3 separate regions of the Mus musculus genome follow, and all the other regions are linked to region 3. A link is a contact called in ENCODE Hi-C or POLR2A ChIA-PET data. All regions are on one chromosome and are shown on one strand. Each heading gives the region's core, a stretch centred on a gene start or an enhancer-like site at or near the end of the contact. The rest is flanking DNA. Distances are from core to core; before and after follow the strand shown. Region 1 holds the start of Mideas (mitotic deacetylase associated SANT domain protein). Region 2 holds the start of Fam161b (family with sequence similarity 161, member B). Region 3 holds the start of Ptgr2 (prostaglandin reductase 2).

Region 1 (4,013 bases), core at 1,033-3,532, 66 kb before region 3:
CTTCCTTGCTTGTTAGTGGAACTATTTTGGAAGGATTATGATATGTGGCCTTGTTTGGAGGAGGTGTGTTGCTGGAAGAGGGTTTTGAGTTTTCAAATGCCTATACTGGGCTCAGTGCCCCTGATCCCACCCCCACACCACCCCCGCCCCCAAACCTGCTGCTGTGGATTGATCATATCTAAGCTCTCAGCTACTGCTCCAGCGCCATGCCTGCCTGCCTGCTGCCATGCTCCCTGCCATGATGATCCTGGACTCACCCTCTGAAACTGTGAGCAAGTCCCCAATTAAATGCTTTCATTTATAAGTTGCCTTGGTTACGGTGTCTCTTCACATCACTAGAAAAGTAGCTAAGACAGCCTGCTTCCTGCAGGGCAGAATTTGGATAGATATGAAGACCCCTGTCCCTGTAGACAGTACTAGGGAAGTAGGTGTAGGGACCACACTACAGAAAACATGTGAGTCACCCTCAACCCCACACCCATCGGCCACACAGACACATAGTCTCAGAGCCTGGCACATTTCCTTTACCCACTAAGCATGCTTCCCCTTTGCCCAGAACACAATAAAGGAATTAGGACCCACCTAAATGTCTGCAGCTGATCCTTCAAGGCTCAAAGTCTGCCCGGCCAGCTCAGACATACATGACCTGTGACTCCTCTTTATAGCTAGCCCCAATCCTGCAATTCTGCTCATTCAAACAGCCCTTCCGTGAAGACAGGATTGGACAGTCATCTCCTATCTCCTTTTCCTGCTGACGTCATCCCACATTTTCTCAGGACAAGTGAAGGTACAGTTCTTGGCACAATGCTCAGGCTGCCTAAGATATTTATTCTGTAGTAAATAGTAAAGAGAGACTGCTTTCCTGAGTAGCCAGACTCTCAGGAGATCAGCAAGCTGTCGGAGGTTAAGGGAGAGGCAAGGAAACAACCATCCAGCAAAAGTTAAAGGGTAAGAAGAATTCGAGAACAGCAGTTCAGGCCCAGATCTGTCCTAAGCATTTGCAATGCAAATCTGCGTTTTGTTCACCACCACCAAGAGCTTGCACAATAGCGTGTGTATAAACATCCACGCCAACAAAGCCTGACTGTGCAATCACGCAGTAATTACAGACCGGCAGAAAGCTGCTGCTAGGGACTGCACTATTCAAGCTCTAGACATCCCATCTCCAACTGTCCACGGCCTGTACACACATTCCTGCACACATCGCCCTGTCCCCGCCGCTGCTACAGCTTCAGGCACAAACCAAGGAGCCCTGGCGCCAGCTGCTGGGCCACGCCAAGACCCCTGCAACTATGCAAAGATGTCATAAACTTCTCAGCTGTTCTTTAAAGACCCAGAAGCACGAGGCTACCGAGGGCGGGCGGCGGGGAACCATCATCAAAGTTCCCAGGCAAACTCCTGCAGCCCTAGCCGTTTTAGAACACAGAAAAGAACAAGATGCCACGGAGTCCACTGGAAGCGGCTTTCTGGGTTTTATATAGAAAACACTCACATATGTACGTGGGTGTGCTGACAGTTTTTATGGCTAAATTGCAAAGTGTTAGGCCTTAGAGAGCTTACTGTTGGGTTCGGGGCTTGGGAGGGAGGGAGGAAAAGTGTAGAGTCGGGAGGGGCTCGTTTCAAGGAGGCCTGGGGGACAACTCGGGTTTTGCTGGTTGGAAATGGATAGGGCTGTTGACCCAAACTTCTGAGTTGCTCTGCTCTTCGTCACTGCAAGGCCGAGCAAACAAAAGTAGAGGGAAAGTTCCTGTAACTTCCTTCCTGAAACCTGGTGGAGGGCGGCGTAGAGGAAGGGAACGTTTCCCGGGGAAACACCGGGAAGGGCTGGAAAAGCAGCTGCACGCAACCCGAAGAGATGGGGCGCGGGGTGTAGGGCTGGCTCCGGTCGCAGGTCCGGGGAGGCCCCTTCCCGGCATCGCTGCGCTCAGGGGTGGCTCCCTGAGAGGGCTAGGCTGCAGCCAGGCCGGTCTAAGTCCCGAGTCAAAACAACCACCTCAGGGGCGCAACACCGGCCGAGATCTCCGCCACCCTGTCCCTCTCCTGCACCCCCACTCCCAGCGTCCCACGACCCGGCCCGCGCCGCCGAACCCCAACGAATTCCGGATCCCCCCTCCCGCCCCGAGCTCCACGTCGGCGCCCCCCACGGCGGGAAGGCCACCAGGCTCCCGCGACTCACCTGCACGCTGGATCCCTGGGCAGCTCCGAGGGGGCGCGGGACGCAATTCGAGCGCGACCAGCAGACTCAAACTTTGTTGCTCTCGGGACGGCGCAGTCGTCACTTCCTCGCCGAGCAGGCGGCGCGGTCCCGGCTGTGACCCAGCAGCTCGCGCGGCGGCGCGCAGGGCTCTGCAGCCTCCTGCCCCGCCCGCGCCCCGGCTCCGCGCGCCTCCGCGCGGCCCCCAGCCAGACCCTCGGTTCCCGGTGCTGCAGCGGCTGTGGAAGCTTCGTCCCTACCCTCACTCTGCTCTTGGGGAAAGTGCGATCGGAGACTTCCTGCTCTCCCTTGAGTCTAAAAGGTGGCGTTGGAGCCTAGGGGCTGAGTTCAAGGGACCCTAGGGGAAAAAGTCCCCCACCTACATTCCTCCTCCCACGCACGCGCGCGCACACATACAGTCGGGAGAGAGGGGAGAGATAATAAAGGTTTTCATTTCATTTGTTATTTGGACTAGAGAGGACATGTGTGAAAGCAGTGTACTATTTCCCTGAATAATGCTAGGCCAAACTCCAATCTCCCGTCCTCATGTCCCTTACAGGTCTGCACAGTTGTCAGTGGCTTTCCCCGGGTGGCACTTGTACACGATGTTACCATGCATTGTATTTCAGGAACTATGTCATCACCCACGTCGGGTCTGGGAAATAGTCGTTCTGTTCCCTTTCTTCTCAGATCCCCACCTCTTCCTTGTGCACTCAAGTCTCAGAATCTCTGGAGCCTGGTGCGTTCGGGTGTCATCATTAGCCAGAAGTGATTTTACAAGGTGGATCCTGGACGCAGGAGCTTCAGGCAATAGTAATTTTGAAGTTTATCACTGCCCAAAATAAATTTTCTCGGCGTATTAAAACTAACATCAACAGAGAGCTGCCTTTTGAGCCTCTGGCGACCAGTAAGAAAGCAGTTACACAGCAGTGCCCAAAGAAAGACTCCTAATTCCCTTAGGTTGGAGAGAGGACTAGGCTAGCCTTTGCTGTGTGTGTGTGTGGGGGGGGGGGGGGGGGGGGGAGGAGACAGCCAAAACTGCAGGGCAAGGTTTTCCTAACAGAAACGTTTAGTGAGGCAGAAGCTTGCTCTGGAAAACAGGGACCCATAAAAGGCCATTCAGAGACGTCCACTTAAGCTGGACAAAATTTTCCCTTTCCCACTTCCAAACTACTCCTACTAACACATTGGCCTGATAATATCTCCCAGACCTCCCATCTCCTCATTGAAGCCCAGAAAGCCCTCTGCTTGAGTACAGGTTTTGTGTCAAAGGTGATGTAAGATTAATGGAAAACAACATGTGGGGATACCCTCACCCCAAGTCTGCTTAATACCTCAAGAGAAGCCACAGGCTCACCCAAAGATGAGAAGCATGTAGACCCTGACCCAAGCTCTCCTGGCAGCGTGAATTCCTTCATCTTGCAGCTACCAGTGCACTGGGGTCTGCCTTTTACCGAGACATTACTATTACATTACAAACACAAAAAGTGCAGTGAATGGAAAATAATATTGTCTTAAGAAGTAAGTATGTTATAGACTTAAGTATAACTCTTTGACATTTTATTATTTCATCATATGATGGAGTGAAGGTATGGCGGAGGTACTCCTCATTTTGATTTTGGAATAGAAGTAATTCCTTACAGCAATGACCAGGCTTCTGAAGAAAACAGTGTTACTCCGTATTTGCTAAGACTGGAATGGAGTATTTTTTTGTTGTTGTTGTTCAGTATTGTAATTCTAAATCCTCTGTGGTAACTTCATGAATATTCAGTGTTTCTGCATGCCCAGGAGTAATTAGCAGAGCCCACAATGTGTGAAG
Region 2 (4,309 bases), core at 1,189-3,688, 77 kb after region 3:
TGTGCGCTTGGAAGGCTTGTCTGTGGCTACCCGTCAGAGGGCACTGGGAGGGCACCAATACTCAGGATTAAATGTATCAGTTTGTTGCACAACATCATGGAAAACTATAGCAAATGCACAGGGATGGACTAGGATCAGCATGTTCAGGCTGTTTTGAGAGGAGGGATAGGGAAGAGGGATCAACTCTTGACAGGTACTGTGATGAATGAGAATGGTCGAGAAAGGTAGAGAGCTGTGCAATATCTTAGGGCAAAGGTAAACAGCTGATAAGGATGCATAATCCTTTAGAAGACAGAACTGTTAGTAAGTCTGCAACTATGGTATGGACCCAGGAAAAGCACTGCCGCTTGGTGACCTTGCTCCTGCCCTTGGCTGTATCTGCTAGGCAGAGTACAGATGCTCTTTCACACATGATGCATCGTCTATATCCAGATAAGTCCATTCTAAGTCACAGTAGTTTAAGTAAAAACGTACTAATACATTAACCTACTGAGCAGGGCACTTAGAGAATAGCTATTGTTCACACTCCTGATTGTGCAACTCACTAGAAATAGCAAGTCCCTGGACACTGTGTCACCAAAGCAGAGAGTGTATCCTATTGCTATTTAAAGAAAGACTGAAATCTAGAGCTGGGAATTTAGCTCTGTGGAGAGCACTTACCTAGAATGCACAGGACCCTGGACTCAGTCCTCAGTACCATAAAAATAGAAAAATAAAAGTATGGAGTATTAGCCAGGCAGTGGTGGCGCATGCCTTTAATCCCAGAACTTGGGAGGCAGAGGTAGGCGGATTTCTGAGTTCGAGGCCAGCCTGGTCTACAGAGGGAGTTCCAGGACAGTCAGGGCTAAACAGAGAAACCCTGTCTCGAAAAAACAAAAAAAAAGTATGGAGTATTGTTTCTACTGAGCGCATGCTTGTCCATCATTATAGTGTGGAGAGCAATCTGAACCACTGAGGTTGGGGGTGTCTGACTTTGAGTGTTAGGGTGATTTTTATTGTCTCAGTTGAGTCTTGTAGTGATAGAGGGAAGGTGGTGTGGCTGGAGGACAGTGGCCTGAGATGTCCTTAGAGTGGTAGGTACAAGGCCACCAGTGGACTATTGATGATTAGTGGCAATTGGAGCAGTCCATCTGAGTTAGAGATAAGTGTGTGCTCTAACCCTAGCTCTGCTGCTGAAGAACATGTGATCTAGAGCAAAACTCTCTCCTTCCCCTGCCCCTCTCTCTCTGTTGTGACAGGGTCAAAGGGCGACCTTGAACTCCTTATCCTTCTGCTTTAGTAATTTGAGTTGTTGGGATTACAAGTTTGAGCCATAATGCTGGCTCTTTCGTTTTAAAAACAACTTTATTGAAACACAATGTCCATAGTGTACAAGTGAGCCATTCAAAGCGTACTCTCCTCCAGTTTCTAAAACAGCCAGGGTCATCTAGCAATCACAGTAGAAGTCAGACCATTTTCACCATTCCTCTAAAGCAGTGTCCTCAACTGTTCTAATGCATCGACCCTTTAATACAGTGTTTCATGTGGTGGTGAGCCCCAACCATAGTCATTTTCATTGTTAATACTGTAATTTTGCTACTGTTATGAATTGTAAGGTAAATATCTGATATGCAGGATGATCTTAGGTGAAACAGATTGAGAATCTCTGCTCTGAAGCACCAGTGTAGCATTTAATTGTCACTTATATCCCTTAACCCTCCCACATCTTCCTCTCAACCTGTCAGCCCTAGGCAACTACCAGCCTACTTTCTGTTTTCAGAGATTTCGGGGCAAATTGCTTAACCCATCTCTTTTCTTTTCTAGAAAATGGGTTTGAGAGGATACAACACATTAAACACATTCAGTTTAATGAATTTTAATATATTTGAAGAGCTGCGTTTCGGTGCGTTTTCCTTACTCTAAAACGACAACAAAAACCTTGGAAGCTTTTAGAAGTCTCTCCTCACCTCCTCAGCCCTTTTAGAAGTCTCTCCCTGTTTCTCCTCACCTCAGCCCCATGCAATGACGCGCCCCCTAGATTTGCCTTTTCTGGATAATCATATTAAGATAGAGATCGCTTTTAAGATTTTCAAGGTTAATTCGTGGTTTGTTATTAGTACGATTCCTGATATCAGAGCCTGGTACAAGACACAAAAGACCCACGTCCCCCAAGACTGGTTCTCTAAGTGCCCAAGCGCTGCCAATTTTAATTCTTCGCCCTTTGATGACACGCCCCTGACTCTGTCTCCACGGCAACGCTAAACAGTTTCCACTCTTGAGGATTCCTTGCTGAGGCATCCGACTTCCTCCTTTCTCCACTCACCTCACGGCTCCACTCGGCGCACTCAGGACCTCCCGCAGTCCTCCCCACAGTCATCTTCCTAACTAGAGAGAGAGAGAAGCAGAGGTGAAAGCAGCAGTGACAACCGTGACAGCGGCGCCGGCGGTTAGGTACTGCTAGCCACGCCCCTTCATGGCTTTAGCCTTGGATTGGCTTCCAGTCTTTAGTCTGTTCCGCCCAATGAGGCAAGAGCGTCTTCTGATTGGATAATTTTCTTCAACTATTTTATTTCCGGTTTTGAAGACAGGGCTAAAACCACACAAGGTTGACGACTGCCCCGGAAGCACTTTCCAGGACCTATCAGGGAGAAGTCCCGGGCGCGGGCGCAGGCAGGAGTCATTATGGCGGCCCGCATTGGCTCCATGGCAGGCTTGCTCTGCGTTCGCTGGTGGAGTTCCGCGCAGCTCGCAGCCAGAGGAGGCCCGCTAGTTGCCAGCCAGCGATGGGCGGGCTCCTCGGCAGACACCGTGTACGACGTGGTGGTGTCAGGAGGAGGCCTAGTGGGCTCTGCCATGGCTTGTGCCTTAGGTAGGTGCATCTCGACCGCGGGCTGGAGGATCTGGGCTGTGGAGGGACGGTACTCACAGTGGAGGTCGGGACGCTGTCCAGACACCTAACGTGCCTGACCTGGTGCTTTGCTCACTGTCCTTCCAGGGGAGTCCTCGGGAATGGCATGGGTTCTGCGGGATCACAAGTGGGCGGGCCTTTCTAAGTCAGTCTGACCCTTGAGAACTGTCCAGGATTGTTTATGAGCACCTCGAGAGGCATCGGGCTTTGTAGTATCGGATGGTAGATCGGATTGACCTCGAAATCACAGAGATCATCTTCCTCAGTCTTCTGAGTGCTGGGATTAAGGCCCGCGCCCCCACTCCTGGTCTTAAAGCTGCTTTATTAAGATAACATTCATCTAGTTATAAGTGCTCCCACTTAAAGCGTACAGTCCAATGAGTTTTTAGTATTTTTGCAGAGCTATTCAGTACCTACAATAAGTTTTATTACCGTTTCCTTACTTTATAAAAAACCAAAAAGCAAAAAAATAAAAAAAGACTTGGAATTCATTAGATGTCACTCTCCACACTTCTGCTCACCTTCTCAGCCCTACAGACTCTCCTACTTTCTGTCTATAGATTTACCTTTTCCGGATAGTTCTATGTAGTTGGAGATATACTCTGTTTTAAAGGTTAATCCAGGTTGGAGTCTGTATCAGACAGCTTTTGTTTTGAGAGCTGATGCCATCCTCAATTGTGTTGAAAGTATGCTTGGTTTTCACTTTTGGCCTGTAAAGGAATGATGCTAGTAGGGACATTCTGTGTGCAAACTTTGGTGTGAACAGTGTTGATCATCTCGAGGCTATTCTCTAGTGAAATCTCTGGGTTATGTGGCAATGCTGATGTTTTGAAGACCTGCCAGACTTTGAGAGAGTGCCCCAGTTTATGTTATCATTGACAGTAGATGAATGCTCAGGTTTCTCCTGACCCTGACAGCACTATCTGCTGCCTTTTTTCTTTGTCCTCTGAAGTTCGTAGGAAGTGGCTTGTGTTTATATTTCCCTAATGACCAATGGTGTGGAATATATTTACCAAGTGCTGGCATGATGTAGCACCGTTTCTGGGCCCTTCGAAACTTTAGCATTCACATTTTGGTGGCTCGCTCTTGTGTTAGGTTTGTGTGTATGTTTTCCTTTGTACTGCATCCTTCTCTCGCTCTTTTCTGAGCGTCACGGGGAAGGAAGACAGCAGCTCTTTTACTAACGTTCACACACAATTCTGTTTTGTTATTGTTTGCTTTTCTGTCTAGCAAAGTATTATATTTTAAAACTCAGGAGTGACTGTTAAAATCATGGTAGTAAAAAGCATGGTGTTTTTTGCAGGAGGATCAGAAGTTCAAAGCCATCCTTGGGTTACATAGAATGCAAAACTCCCAAAACAAACAAAAATATGTGACTAAGGTATTTCCAATAGTCTTTTTGTTTGTTTGTTTGTTTAAAAT
Region 3 (4,319 bases), core at 1,272-3,771:
GGCAGAGGCAGAGGCAGAGGCAGAGGCAGAGGCAGAGGCAGAGGCAGAGGCAGAGGCAGAGGCAGAGGCAGAGGCAGAGGCAGAGGCAGAGGCAGAGGCAGAGGCAGAGGCAGAGGCAGAGGCAGAGGCAGAGGCAGAGGCAGAGGCAGAGGCAGAGGCAGAGGCAGAGGCAGAGGCAGAGGCAGAGGCAGAGGCAGAGGCAGAGGCAGAGGCAGAGGCAGAGGCAGAGGCAGAGGCAGAGGCAGAGGCAGAGGCAGAGGCAGAGGCAGAGGCAGAGGCAGAGGCAGAGGCAGAGGCAGAGGCAGAGGCAGAGGCAGAGGCAGAGGCAGAGGCAGAGGCAGAGGCAGAGGCAGAGGCAGAGGCAGAGGCAGAGGCAGAGGCAGAGGCAGAGGCAGAGGCAGAGGCAGAGGCAGAGGCAGAGGCAGAGGCAGAGGCAGGCAGGTATGGTTTTTACCTCCCGTGTGTGTTATTTCTTTAGAATCTATGTTTGGGTTTGGCATTATGAACAGTTATCACTTCCATGAAAATGTATTTGTTTAGCACCAAATTATCTCTGTTGCGTGGAGTGGCTATGTAGTAAGAAGGCTAGACATACTTTAATTCTTCCTCCTGAGTAATTTGCAATCTGAAAGAGATGACTTCACAGGAATTCAAATGGAGTCATTGTAGTTTAAAAGGTCATTTAGCAAACGATTACATAAACCTATCAGATTAAATGCTTATATTTAGTAGGAATGTTGGGGCGAGGGACGCAGACTGTGCCACAGTTTGTTTGCATTAGGTTGGGGGGAGAAAGGTTGGCACCTCCCTCAAGTTAAGTCTGGAAAACATTTATCTCTGGCACCGGTTAAAGGATGAGAGACAACGCAAAGCTGCAGAGAAGGAAGAGAAGGGGATCCTGAACTCACAGCAAAGGCAGAAACAGAAGGACGTATTTGCTCTCATTTGGGGACTTGTTCCTTTACGTTTAGTTCCTTCATCTTGGCGCTTGAGTGATTAATCTCCATTTCCACATTAGTAAAATGGCAGTGGCCGCAACCTTGAAAATAAAAACCAAAGCCAGTGCTGGCACCTTCAGTCCAGGCACTCAGAAGGGAGAGGCAGGTGGATCTCTTTGAGTCTAGGCCAGCCTGGCCTACAGAGTGAGGTCCAGGATACCCAGGCCTATGTAGCGGCACCGTGATGCAAACCAAACCGCACCACACCACACCACAAAAAATAAAAATAAAACCATATCAGGAAAAAAATACCCATATGATACATGGTACAACTCAAGTCATACAAACGACTGTAACCCTTAGTGTGAAGAGAAAATTCAGAAGGGAGGAAAATAAATAAACCTGAACTCCTCCATGCAGTTTTTGAACATCTGAGACCTGGAGAAAAGGGGACTTCACATCAAAAAGGGCCCAAACTAAGTTTCTTCTCTTTGAGTTTTAGATGTAATCTATAGTCTCCCTCTGTTTTCTGCTATCACTTTTATTGTTTTTGAGCGTTTCCTCTTTCTCTGGTTCACTCAGCTGACCACCAAGAGATCAGATCCTGCTGGAAAGTTATTTGGAATGTGGTAACAGTCTCCTACCCCATTCTTCAAGTTTTCCAAACGAAGTGAAAATGTTCAGATGTTCTGTTACCCGGGCCTCCAGTCCATCTGATGGCTGCCCATTTGCCGGCGGTACTGGTATTTTTCAGCTACTCTTTATACCAGAGTTAGAGCTCCGCGATTAGCCCTTGCTGGAATACAGTGCTAAGGGCGATTCCTACAGCCGCTTGATTAAGTCCGTTAGGGTTTGCAGTTCCTGGAGATCCCAAGTTATTCTAGAAACAAACCACACCCGATAGTGACTAGTCAAGTGGTTCTCAAACCATGAGTTTCTAGCTTCTTGGGGTCCCCTTAGACCATCGGAAAACATTTCCATTACGGGTCGAAACAATAGCAAAATAACAATTATGAAGTAGCAATGAAAATAATTTTATGGTTGGGGGGGTCACCACGCACGAGGGTCACAGCATTAGGAAGGTTGAGAACCGCTGCTTTAGTCCTCTAGATCTCAGCTTGTTCACCTACAAAACAAGGGTTAGACTTGATGCTATTTCTCACTGTGATTCCCCAACCTAAGACTCAGTGAATCTAACATGAATCAAGTTTCTTCCAGAGGCTGGGGCTGGCTGTCAGGGCGTCTGCCTAGACCGTGCCAGGACGCGGGTTCAACCTCTGGGGGCACAAGAGGACACAGGGGACTTGATCTGAAGTCATTAGTTAATTTGCTCTCTTGGTCCTGGAGGCGGGGTCGGCCACGGAGCCCTAATGAGGTTAACTTATGGATACTCCTTGCCTAGACTAGCAACGTATCCTGTGATTCTCACCAACCTTGGGGACCAAAGGATCGCGTATGAACTTCAAAACCCCGGCCCTAGGAGACGAGAGGGCAAGGAGGCCGGCTTAGTCCTGCGCTTGCGCAGTGTGGTCCTAGGGCTAAGGTCGTGCCGCCAGCTGACCCTTCGCTGTTCATCAAATCCCGCGAGATCTCAAACTGACAGACACGCAGGGGGGCCACTGTATCGCTGCACCGGAAGCTGGATTAAGCCCGCAGAAAAGGAGGAAGTGCCGAGCCAGGGTGACCTGTGGGCGTCCTCCTCGAGCTCCGGGCGACACCGGCGGTATAGCTTGGGACGCTAGACTAGGGAATGCCCCGTAACAGGTGCTCTCCGTTTTGTAAGAATTCCGAGGGTGAAGTTTGGGCGCGACTGTGTTTGAGGTGCTTCAGATTTGAACATCTATTGAGCGCCTACTGTGTGCCACGCATAGGGGTATACTTATGTCATGTTGAAAAACCTCAGCACCAAGAGGTTTTGATCCTCTTGGTGCTGAGGATCCAGGAAGTCGGCTTGAAAATGTGAGATTACTAGTAATTTCTGTGAAAGTGGTTAGTCGTGGGAGCCATAGAGGAAGGTTGGCTTTCTGAGGTGGACATTTGCACACGATGGCATAGACAGCACAGGGAAGGTCAGCAGAGCCCTTTGTGGCAGAATGGTTGAACAAAGTACGGCTAAACAGGAAGTGTGTTTTATTAAAAGATATTGGGGATAAGTTGTGCGACCTTGGACAAGTTATTCAGCCCCTGTATGGCGTCTGTGAAAAGGATAGCATGTTTGCAACTTCATGGCGGTGGTGTTTGAGGACGGAGTTGTATTTAAGCAAGCTGATTAATAATTTATTTTCTTCTGTATTGGGAATTGAGTCCAAGATCAGCCTTCCACCTCCCCTATGCATGCTGGGCAAGAGGTTTTTACTACTGGGCTATATTGCCAGACTGTTTTTCATTTTTATTTTGGGACAGGTTCTCACTAATTTGCCCAGGCTGGCCTTGAATTTGCCGTCTGTATTCCATCTGCCCAATAACTGGGATTACAAATGTAAGACGCTACCATGCTAGAGCATGTCAACTCACCCAGTTCTGGGATGCCTGGAAACATTCAGGAAATAAACTATATGACCCCTCCGAGGTCCCACCCAGCTAGAAACAGAACATGTCCTTTGCCCTTGTGAGTTCAGTGAGCTTTTCCTTACAATAGTCTGCTACACAGATGCTTAAGGCGTATTTTTAATGACTGTCATTGAACCAGATCTTTTGGTGGTATTTTAGAATGGTCGAATCAATTAGAAACCCACTTTAATTTAACAGCAAATGGGGTTTACTGAGGTCTACTCAGCTCTGCCTCCATTATGATGCCTCCTAACCCACTGCCCTTCAGGTCTTGAATGTGATCTTTATTTTAGATGGAGAACCTGTGAGTAAGTCATGGTTGATTTTGTTTGTTTGTTTGTTTGTTTGTTTTCGAGACAAGGTCTCTCATATCCCAGAATTCTGGCCTTGAATTTTGTTATGTAGTTAAGTCTGGCTTTGAACTCATTCCTCTCTCTTCTACCTCCCATGTGCTGAATTACAGGTGGGAGGCATCACACTGGCTCTGTTATGTGTATCTAGAGAAATAAGGCAGAATGCTGAAAATGGAGAACAGATAACTGTCACCGTGTGATGCCTAACACTGACTGTCAACTTGGGGGGATCAGAAATCACTGAATAGACAAGTTCAAGGTGTACCCATGAGGGATTGGCTTCATTTTAAGATGACTAAGGTGGGAAGATTCACCCCAAGGCTGAGTAGGACGATTTTTTAGGTTTGGGTCCTGGACTGAATAAAAACGACAAAGCCAGTTGAACACCAGCATTCCTTGTTCTGGTTTTTTTTTTTTCCCTAAAGACTTATTTATTTTATGTATATGTGTACACTGTAGTTGTGAACCTTCATGTGGT

Evidence for each region. A loop is a pair of places that touch in the nucleus more often than their neighbours do. ChIA-PET counts read pairs that join two places held with the same protein, here RNA polymerase II (POLR2A).
Region 1: POLR2A ChIA-PET joins it to region 3 with 11 read pairs in Patski. The contact joins the promoter of Mideas here to the promoter of Ptgr2 in region 3. POLR2A ChIA-PET finds 5 or more read pairs at or near these places in 3 of 5 experiments (Patski and embryonic stem cell).
Region 2: a map of heart shows a loop between it and region 3 (2.1-fold over the local background). The contact joins the promoter of Fam161b here to the promoter of Ptgr2 in region 3. A Hi-C loop is called at or near these places in 1 of 37 maps with a recorded cell type or tissue (heart). POLR2A ChIA-PET finds 5 or more read pairs at or near these places in 1 of 5 experiments (embryonic stem cell).

The regions. Positions count from the first base shown.
Region 1 is chr12:84,216,599-84,220,611 of GRCm38, forward strand. It overlaps Mideas (mitotic deacetylase associated SANT domain protein), which reads right to left and starts at 2,283. Exons shown (of 13, transcript NM_001163501.1): 1 at 2,177-2,283. Gm46319 reads left to right here. Exons shown (of 3, transcript XM_030247050.1): 2 at 1,552-2,516; 3 at 2,885-3,054. The coding sequence ends at 2,966.
Region 2 is chr12:84,359,390-84,363,698 of GRCm38, forward strand. Fam161b (family with sequence similarity 161, member B) reads right to left here and starts at 2,439. Exons shown (of 9, transcript NM_001358283.1): 1 at 2,303-2,439. The coding sequence starts at 2,356. Coq6 (coenzyme Q6 monooxygenase) reads left to right here and starts at 2,579. Exons shown (of 12, transcript NM_172582.3): 1 at 2,579-2,848. The coding sequence starts at 2,662.
Region 3 is chr12:84,282,775-84,287,093 of GRCm38, forward strand. It overlaps Ptgr2 (prostaglandin reductase 2), which reads left to right and starts at 2,522. Exons shown (of 10, transcript NM_029880.3): 1 at 2,522-2,702.